Linked DNA regions of Homo sapiens: region 2 is linked to region 1. Evidence: read pairs that join two places in POLR2A ChIA-PET (ENCODE). Cell type or tissue: Panc1. All regions are shown on one strand.

The links. Peaks named below come from ENCODE experiments on the same cell type or tissue, not always from the same donor. Only the 100,000 strongest peaks of a DNase experiment are listed, where the experiment ranks them.
Region 2: POLR2A ChIA-PET joins it to region 1 with 7 read pairs; 2 of 35 experiments call an interaction of 5 or more read pairs at or near these places.

The regions. Positions count from the first base shown.
Region 1 is chr10:67,720,585-67,725,584 of GRCh38, reverse strand. It overlaps a transcript of CTNNA3 not described here. Among named protein-coding and RNA genes, the nearest start is that of CTNNA3, 27 kb to the right of the region's middle. In Panc1, no CTCF peak of the experiment used is centred here; no DNase peak of the experiment used is centred here; H3K27me3 peaks cover 286 bases.
Region 2 is chr10:67,504,116-67,509,115 of GRCh38, reverse strand. The region is part of intron 5 of CTNNA3 (catenin alpha 3); the gene reads left to right. Among named protein-coding and RNA genes, the nearest start is that of MIR7151, 100 kb to the right of the region's middle. In Panc1, a CTCF peak has its summit at 2,804; no DNase peak of the experiment used is centred here; H3K27ac peaks cover 328 bases.

The DNA.
Region 1 (5,000 bases):
AGGTAGGGGACTCTGATATGTGACAAATGATAACACTGGGAGAAATAAAAGTGTCTTGTTCTTAGAGCATATTTGACAGGCAGATCTTACTATATAAAAGTACAATAAGGCCGGGCGCAGTGGCTCACCCCTTTAATCCCACCAGTTTGGGAGGCCGAGGTGGGCGAATCACGAGGTCAGGAGATCGAGACCATCCTGGCTAACATGTGAAACCCTGTCTCTACTAAAAAATACAAAAAAATTAGCTGGGCGTGGTGGCGGGTGCCTGTTGTCCCAGCTACTTGGGAGGCTGAGGCAGGAGAATGGCCTGACCCTGGGAGATGGAGCTTGCAGTGAGCCGAGATCGTGCCGCTGCACGCCAGCCTGGGCAACAGAGCGAGACTCCCGTCTCAAAAAAAAAAAAAAGGTAAATTAATAAATTAATACTATATATAAGTGGATGGATGTATAGTTAAGTGACTCATGGAGAACTACGAATCCGTTGTTTTATCAAATAGTGTATACCCTGAGAAAGTAAAAAGTTGATAATAAATTATAGTGGGAGAATAAATAGATATAATTTTATAAATTATAAAAATTTTAACAAGAATATTTTTGTGTAATAAAATGTAATAAGAATTTGTGTAATAGGAAGTAAGGTTTAAGGTTTTGGTATATGAAATTCTTACGTGAGCACTGGCAAGTTGTTGTATAAATATGTATTTGGAAACTTTCCTAAGCCTCTAATTATTACAAATAGGCTTCCTGCACTTGGATAAGGACTGATCCTACAATGAAGGCAGCAAATTTATGCCACAGCACCAGGAATAGCTTTGGATTTAGTGATTCGGGCCGTAAAACTTGGAAAATATACTAGGTACTTCTAAAAAATAGGATTATGTGAAGAGGGAAGCTGAAAACTGGAACGCTGGCTGAAATTCTGCATAAGAGCTGGCAATTGTTTATCAGCTCCTTGCCCCCATTGGTTGTGGGTTAATCTTGGGCACTAACTCCTCTGAACTTCTGTGGATATGCACATGTGGGCTCCCTGTATCATCTGTGGCTTTGGAGAAGCCAGTGTTCTATGGAACACTTGGGGTGGGGAAACCCGAAATTGTAGTGCTTGCCATTTCTGTGGTGTAAATACTGTCACCCGGCTGCTTTCAAATTATCTGCATGATGTAACTGAATGCGAAATTGGGAATTGATGTTCACAATAAGCTCTTCTACCTGTACCCCATCTAATCCACTCTAGAGAGATACCATATACCAGGGATTATCACCAAAAATAGACCCTCATTTCCATCTAGCTTGTGAATGATCCAGTTCAACAGTATCATCCTAAGGATCTGTTTTCTAGGCCCACTCCTGGTATAAACAGTCTTAGCTTGGATTCTCCTTAAAAGCAAGAGCCAGAGAGAACAACTCTAGGTAGTTCATCTGGGTGGTAACACCAGGGAGCAGGGGTGAGGGACTGGGCAGAAGAAAAAGTGGAAAGAATAATGTAGGATAAGCTTGCATTATCAGGGTCACTGCTGAGCCCAGCTGGGGCATCATGCTACTCAGAACTGTTTGAGAATTGTGTTGAATGTCCGTTAGAGTTCTCTACCTAAAGGTCTACTGGAAGGAGCAATTGTTTGCCAGCTCCTCGTCCCCATTGGTTGTGGGTTAATCTTGGGCACTAACTCCTCTGAACTTCGATGGATATGCATATACTTAGTAGGCTCCCTGTGTCATTTCTGGCTTTGGAGAAGCCCCATAGCATACCGAGAAAGACGTGGGGTATGACACTGACTGCATGAGAGAATTGTGGTCTGCTAGGAACTATCCTTCACAGTCGTGACTGGAATCAGAAGTGAGGCTAAGCAGGTGTGGGCAGGGCATCAGAAGCATCTGATACAGAGGATACTTTATGTTTTGAAAGTGGACCAAAAAGCATTTATTCACAATGAAGCTACGATTTAGGATCATGGGTCTTGTGGGATTAAATTGTTTATCAAAGAATTGAAAGATGCCGGGCATGGTGGCTTATGCGTGTAATCCCAGTGCTTTGGGAGGCTGAGGCAGGCAGATTGCTTGAGCTCAGGAGTTTGAAACCAGCTTAGGCAATGTGGTGAAACCCCAAAGTCTCTACTAAAAATACAAAAACTAGCTAGATGTGGTGGCTTGCGCCTGTAGTTCCACTACTTGGGAGGCAGAGATGGGAGGATCACTTGGACCCAGGAGGTCCAGCCTGCAGTGAGCCACGATTGCATCACTGCACTCCAGCCTCAGCAACAGAATGAGACCCTGTCTCAAAAAGAAAAAAAAAAAAAAAGAGGCCAGGTGCCGTGGCTCATGCCTATAATCCCAGCACTTTGGGAGGCCAAGTGGGACAGATCACCTGAGGTCAGGAGTTCAAGACCAGCCTGGCCAATATGGCAAAACCCCATCTCAACTAAAAATACAAAAATTAGCCAGGTGTGGTGGCGCGTGTCTGTAGTCCCAGCTACTTGGGAGGCCAAAGCAGGAAAATTGCTTGAACCCAGGAGGCAGAAGTTGTGGTGAGCCAAGATTACGCCACTGGACTGCAACCTGGGCGACAGAGTGAGACTCTGTCTCAAAAAAAAAAAAAAAAAAAGAGCTGAAAGATATAATTGTTATTCTCCATTTTACGTCCTCTTCCTCAAGTAAAACTCTGTGTTATAGAGTGTTTCTTTATCATAAGAAATCCATAGAAGGGATTTTAATCTATTTCATCAACATTTAAAATATTTGAGCAAATATGTTCACTTATTTAATGAATATTTAATATTGGAAATCTGAAAATATAAGCTTAATTTATGAAACCATGCAGTCATTTAAAAGGTCTTTTGTAGGTGTTCTATAAGGGATAAGAGTTGATATAAAACACTTTTTGTGTGGTATAGGCATTAATTACTGCTTTCAAATTTCTTTCAGATAGCATTTCTGGAGGCGTTAGTGCTTCTGATACATAATTATATGTCTTTGCCGTGATTTGTTTCCACTTTGTAAAGGAAGAGAGAAAATATCAATACAGTCCCAAGCTACTTTCTAATTAAACCTCTTCAGCCTTGACAGTTTCTTTTGGGATATCATCTTTATATTGTTTTCTCTCTTTGAGATTGGTAGCTGTGAATTGTTTGTATATTTGATTGCCTTTAGATATCTGTTAAAATTCAAGGAGAGCAAGGAGGATAGCAAAAACTTCATGACATATGATTCATGCTTTGCCTCACCTTCTATAGAAAAAGGGGAACAAAAACTAGAGCTGGCCTAGTACTACTGAAACAATCCTCTCCTAACCCCTTTGATCTGTCTCTCACCTTCCCTATCAGCCTTTCTCTGAACTATTCCCAAACTAATAGTCAGAGATCCTGTGAAATTCTGCTAGATGTAAACCCTAATGCTGAATTCTAAAAATTTGGTTCTTAGTGTTTGCACTAGTATCTGAGATAAAATACTGATTTTGTATATGAACAAGGGGAACCATTGAGATTGTTAAAAGTTTTAACTTACCATGGCTGGCAAGATGGCTGAATAGGAACTGCTCCAGTCTGCAGCTCCCGGCAAGACCAACATAGAAGGTGGGTGATTTCTGCATTTCCAACTGAACCTCCGCTGGTGATACCCAGGCAAGCAGAGTCTGGAGTGGACCTCCAGCAAACTCCAGCAGACCTGCAGCAGAGGGTCCTGACTGTTAAAAGGAAAACTAAGAAACAGAAAGGAATAGCATCAACATCAACAAAAAGGACATCCACACAAAAACCCCATCTGAAGGTCACCAGCATCAAAGGCCAAAGGTAGATAAATCCATGAAGATGAGGAAAACCAGCACAAAAAGGCTGAAAATTCCAAAAACCAGAAGGCCTCTTCTCCTCCAAAGGATCACAACTCCTCGCCAGCAAAAGAACAAAACTTGATGGAGAATGGGTTTCATGAATTGACAGAAGTAGGCTTCAGAAGGTGGGTAATAGCAAACTCCTTCAAGCTAAAGGAGCATGTTCTAACCAAATGCAAGGAAGCTAAGAACATTGAAAAAAGGTTAGAGGAATTGCTAACTAGAATAAGCAGTTTAGAGAAGAACATAAATGACCTGATGGAGCTGAAAAACACAGCACGAGAACGTTGTGAAGCATACGTAAGTATCAATAGCCAAATCAATCAAGTGGAAGAAAGGATATCAGAGATTGAAGATCAACTTAATGAAATAAAGCGTGAAGACAAGATTAAAGAAAAAAAAATGAAAAGGAATGAACAAAGCCTCCAGAAATATGGGACCATGTGAAAAGACCAAACCTAAGTTTGATTGGTGTACCTGAAACTGATGGAGAGAATGGAACCAAGCTGGAAAACACTCTTCAGGATATTATCCAGAAGAACTTCCCCAGCCTAGCAAGACAGGCCAACATTCAAATTGAGGAAATACAGAGAACACCACAGAGATACTCCTTGAGAAGAGCAACCCTAAGACACATAATACACAGTCATCAGATTTACCAAGGTTGAAATGAAAGAAAAGAAATTAAGGGCAGCCTGAGAGAAAGGTTGGGTTACCCACAAAGGGAAGCCCATCAGACTAACAGTAGATCTCTCTGCAGAAACCTTTCAAGCCAGAAGAGTGGGGGCCAATATTCAACATTTTTTTTTCTGAGACGGAGTCTCACTCTGTGACCCAGGCTGGATTGCAGTGGCATGATCTCGGCTCACTGCAACCTCCGCCTCCCAGATTCAAGCAATTCTCCTGCCTCAGCCTCCCGTGTAGCTGGGACTACAGGTGCTGGCCACTACACACGGCTAATTTTTGTATTTTTAGTAGAGACAGGGTTTCACCATGTTGTTGAGGCTGGTCTTGAACTCCCGACCTCAGGTGATCTGCCCACTTCAGCCTCTCAAAGTGCTGGGATTACAGGCATGAGCCACCATGCCCAGCTAACATTCTTAAAGAAAAGAATTTTCAACTCAGAATTTCATATCTAGCCAACCTAAGCTTCATAAGCGAAGGAGAAATAAAATCCTTT
Region 2 (5,000 bases), 220 kb after region 1:
TCACCTGAGGTCAAGAGTTCAAGACCAGCCTGGCCAACATGGTGAAACCCCGTCTCTACTAAAAATACAAAAATTAGCAGGCGTGGTGGCAGGTGCCTATAATCCCTGCTATACGGGAGGCTGAGGCAAGAGAATTGCTTGAACCCAGGAGGCGGAGGTTGCAGTGAGCTGAGATCATGCCATTGCACTCCAGCCTGGGGTACAAGAGCGAGACTTAGGTCTCAAAAAAAAAAAAATGTCTATTTAGGTATTTTGCTCATTTTTAATTAGGTTATTTGTGGGTCATTTCTTTTCTTTTCTTTTTTGCTTTTGAGTTAAATGACTTCCTTATAGATTTTCAATACTAACCTCTTATTGGATGTATGGTCTGCAAACATTTTATTTCATTCCATAGGTTACTATTTCATTTTGTTGATTATTTCCATTTCTGTGCAGAAACTTTTTAGTTTGATATAATTTCACTTATTTATTTTTGCCTTTGTTGCTGGTACTTATGGCATCATATTTAAAAAAATTGTGAAAACTAATGTCATAGAGCATTTCCCCTTTGTTTTCTTATAGTAGTTTTATGGTTTCAGGGCTTATGTTTACAGCTTTAATCCATTTTGAGTTAAATTTTGTTTGTGATGTAGGATAAAAATAAATTTGTTTTTTGGTATGTGGATATTCAATTTTCCCAACCCCACTTATTGAAGAGACTATTTTTTCCACATTGTGTATTTTTGGCAACTTTTCACTATTGAGCATAACACTAACTATGGGCTTGTGAAATACGGCCTTTATTGTGTTGAAATACATTCCTTCTGCTAGGCACGGTGGCTCACACCTGTAATCCCAGCACTTTGGGAGGCTGAGGTGGGTGGATCACTTGAGGTCAGGAGTCTGAGACCAGCCTGGCCAACATGGCAAAACCCTGTTTCTGATAAAATACAAAAATTAGCAGGTGTGGTGGTGTGGGCCTGTAATCCCAGCTATTCGGGAGTATGAGGAAGGAGAACTGCTTGAACCTGGGAGGTGGAGGTTGTAATGAGCTACAATTGCGCCACTGTACTCCAGCCTGGGTGATAGAGCAAGACTCCATCACAAACAAACAAACAAACAACAAAAAAAGGAAATACATTCCTTCTATATCTAATTTGTTGAGAGGTTTTTATCATGAAAGCATGTTGAATTTTGTTAAATTCTTTCTCTGCATCTATTGAGTTGTTTATATGATTTTTGTTCTCCATTCTGTTAATGTGGTGTACCACTTGATCATGGTGAATGGTCTTTTAAAGCTTGTTAGTATTTTGTTGAGGAGTTTTGCATGTTTGTGCATCAGGAATATTGGCCTGTAATTTTCTTTTCTTGTAGCCTCCTTGTCTGGCTTTGGTGTCAGGTAATGTTGGCCTCATAAAATGAGTTTGTAGTATTCCTTCCTCTTCAGTTTTTTGGAGGAGTTTGAGAATTGGTATTAGTTCTTTAAATTTTAGTTGAATTCAGCAGTGAAGTCATCAGGTCCTGGGCTTTCCTTTGATGAGACTTTTTAATTATTGATTTAATTTTCTTTTTTTTTTTCTTTGTTTCTTTCCTTTTTTTTTTGAGATGGAGTTTCCCTTTGTAGCCCAGGCTGGAAGTGCAGTGACATGATCTCAGTTCACTGAAACCTCTGCCTCCTGGGTCCTGGTTCAAGCAATTCTCCTGCCTCAGCCTCCTGAGTAGCTGGGATTACAGGCGTGTGCCACCATGCCTAGCTAATTTTTGTATTTTTAGTAGAGACTGGGCTTCACCATGTTGGCCAGGCTAGTCTTGAACTGCTGACGTCGTGATCCACCTGCCTCGGCCTCCCAAAGTGCTGGGATTACAGGCGTGAGCCACTGCACCCGGCCTTGATTTAATTTTCTTACTCATTATTGGTCTATTCAGATTTTCCATTTCTTCATGATTTTATCTTGGTAGTTTTTATGTGTCTAGGAATTTATCCATTTCTTCTAAGTTATCCAATTTCTTGCCATATAATAGTTCACAGGAGTCTTTTTTAATTCTTTGTATTTCTGTGGTATCACTTCTAATGTTTCCTCTTTTATTTCTGGTTTTATTTGAGTCTCCATTCTTTTTTTGTTAGTCTAGCTAAAGAGACTGAATATGGGAACAGCTGAGACTAAGGTACAGGGAGCTGAAGAAGAGTAAAAATGTCATACTTTAGCTCTGGGTTGTCCACTGTGACTTGGCCAAACTGATCATGGGACTGTCTGGTATTGACTCAGCAGCATTTGTTTCAGAAAAGCAAGCTTAGTCACATATTTACTATACAACTAGTAAAAATTATAATCTCAAATACACTCATATTAAATTTTTGTATCCAAGCTGTACATCTCTACCTGTGTTCACAATCAGAAGACATCACAATGACTGTTACGGTGTCCTTGTCAGGCAAAAAGACTACTGCTTCAACTACAGCTGTTTTGTTAATAGTAGTGCTAGGAGCATGCCTAGGGCACTGTTGGCTAAAATTCAAAGGAAATGTTGAGGATGCCTAGCTGAGACCAACAGTTCAGCTTACAGCAGAGCTTTAAACAGGCACACACCAGTCATGCAGCCTTTTGTAGATGTTAAGCTGTTTGTTAGGGGCTGATTACCTGAGGGCTAATTTAATATGTAATGAGAAGTTTAGTTTGTTCTGTTATTTTTTTTAAGGCGTACTTATTTTTGCTCTCTAAACTATCATGTTTGGACAATTTCATGTTTGCTATTTAGGAAGAAGCTAATCATCTTTTATACCCTATCTCATGCTCCAAATGTGACAGCAGTAGAAACACTTACACTGAAATACATCTAGGTGAGGGAAAATGTCACCAGAAGATGGAGTAGTGTTGCTGGTTTGCTCCATATTTTGTTCAATGATTTAGAAGAGTATGTGTATGTACAGGTTTACTTTCATACACTCTAGTTTCAAATGACAGAAAATATAAATTAATTGATATTCTTCAGAGTCAACATTAAATTTTAGATTGGATGTCTTTAAATTTTTACAATGTAAATTGCTTTTCTCTCTTCTGTGGTCAACTGACAGTTGCATTCATTGACCAGATAAACTATATTTAGCTTAACATTTTTAGTATCACTTATGGGATTTTAGCAAGATGCCACAATATGAACTTGTAATATTGCATTTCTTTTTTAACTGTATTATTACAAACCTGATTTTAAATCATTTTTTTCTATTTTAGTTACAGCATTAATACAGGCTAAAATTCTCTATATAAATTCTGCTCATATTAGTATAGCACCTGGTAGCACTACAGTTCAGTATTTATCATCTACTCCATTATAAAACCTTTGTTCTAAAAGAGCTGTATGAGCCTATTAGATGTATACACAATTAAGTAGGTAATGATCTGTGGTTGCATCCACACAGCATTAACAGCTGACTTGTGACTGATTTTCCAAGTGAGGTGCTGATTGTTGATACGGAGTACTTATTGGATGAAAATGTTTAGAATATTTTGAAGAATTATTTTTGTGCTTTGAAGTTTAAGTTACATATTTTGTTTTAACCTTACTGTTTGCTTAATGAAGAAATTATAATGTTTCCTCCCTCTCATTTTGATGTTGGTATTTATCTCTATTGTTCTAAGCTCCCCATCCAAACATTGGGAGTTACTGAAGCCCTTCTTGGTACTTTTGGTGCAGAATGTAATGGTCCACCACATGTGTCATTACTGATAGTGACACATTTATGTCTTCATGTTAAATTTGCATTTTTAAAATTAAAGGTAACTGAATTTTAGTCATTTTCCCAACTTTAATGTTAAAGTCATTGAGAATAGTTATGATATTTTTGAAAGTTTGATAATGATCATCTGTGAATTTAGAGAAACTAAATATGGGAGATTATTCTGGTAAGTATCCAATTTCAGTCTTCTTTGTCAGTGTTTGAACTTAAGCTAAATGCTCATGTTTGTAGGACAAAGGCATTTCTTCTCACCTTGGGTCAGAGCAGCAAGTCCTGGGAATATGATACAGCATTATGTGAATAAACAGAAGTTTTGGTAGGCAGCAGTGTACAATTTGTTAAGAAAAAAATCAGACAGGAAGTTTTTGTTGGCCTTTTGCCCATTCTAATATAAACATACATCTATACCATATATTAAGATTGGGCATAGTTAAGATCAAATTCATTTAACAACTGGGGGAATTTATTTTACCTGGGATGGAAAACATTAAATCCAAAGATGAAACAGAAGCAAATAAATTAAGCGTACCTGAACTTTATTTTAAATTTAGAGGAAGCTGTCTTTTTGGAATCTCTTTGAAATCTATCAGGAAACATTTTTGTCTTAAAAACAGAGAGTAAATAACTCTGGGTTTAAGATATCTAACATGTTTGACCTTTGTTATGCTAAAATAGTGGGCTAGAATTGGATCCATAAAAAAATGATCGGATGTTTATCCAGGGAAGGAATCTTAAGTTAGACTTGGTATTAACCAATGTGTGATAAGTAAGGTACCACTTGTGAACATGTGGTTGGTGCTCATGAGTAACTTGTATCAGTCACTATGCATTTTTCTTCTACTCCAAACACCTGGCCTAGTGGATATAGAGAATGTCTTGACATCTTTGTTACTCTATTTTTTTTTCTTTCTTCTATGTTCTTCTAATGAATGTTACTCTGTTTTTTTTTTTTTTTTTTTTTTTTTGAGATGGAGTCTCACTCTGTTGCCCAGGCTGGAGTGCAGTGGTGCGATTTCAGTGCAGTGGTTCTTGCCATTCTCCTGCCTTAGCCTCCGGAGTAGCTGGGACTACAGGCGCCTGCCATCACGCCCGGCCAATTTTTTTGTATTTTTAGTAGAGATGGGGTTTCACCGTGTTAGCCAGGATGGTCTCGATTTCCTGACCTTGTGATCCACCCGCCTCAGCCTCCTCAAGTTCTGGGATTACAGGCATGAGCCTTGGCACCGACCTGTTTTTTTTTTTTTGAGACGGAGTCTTGCTCTGTTGCCCAGGCTGGAGTGCAGTG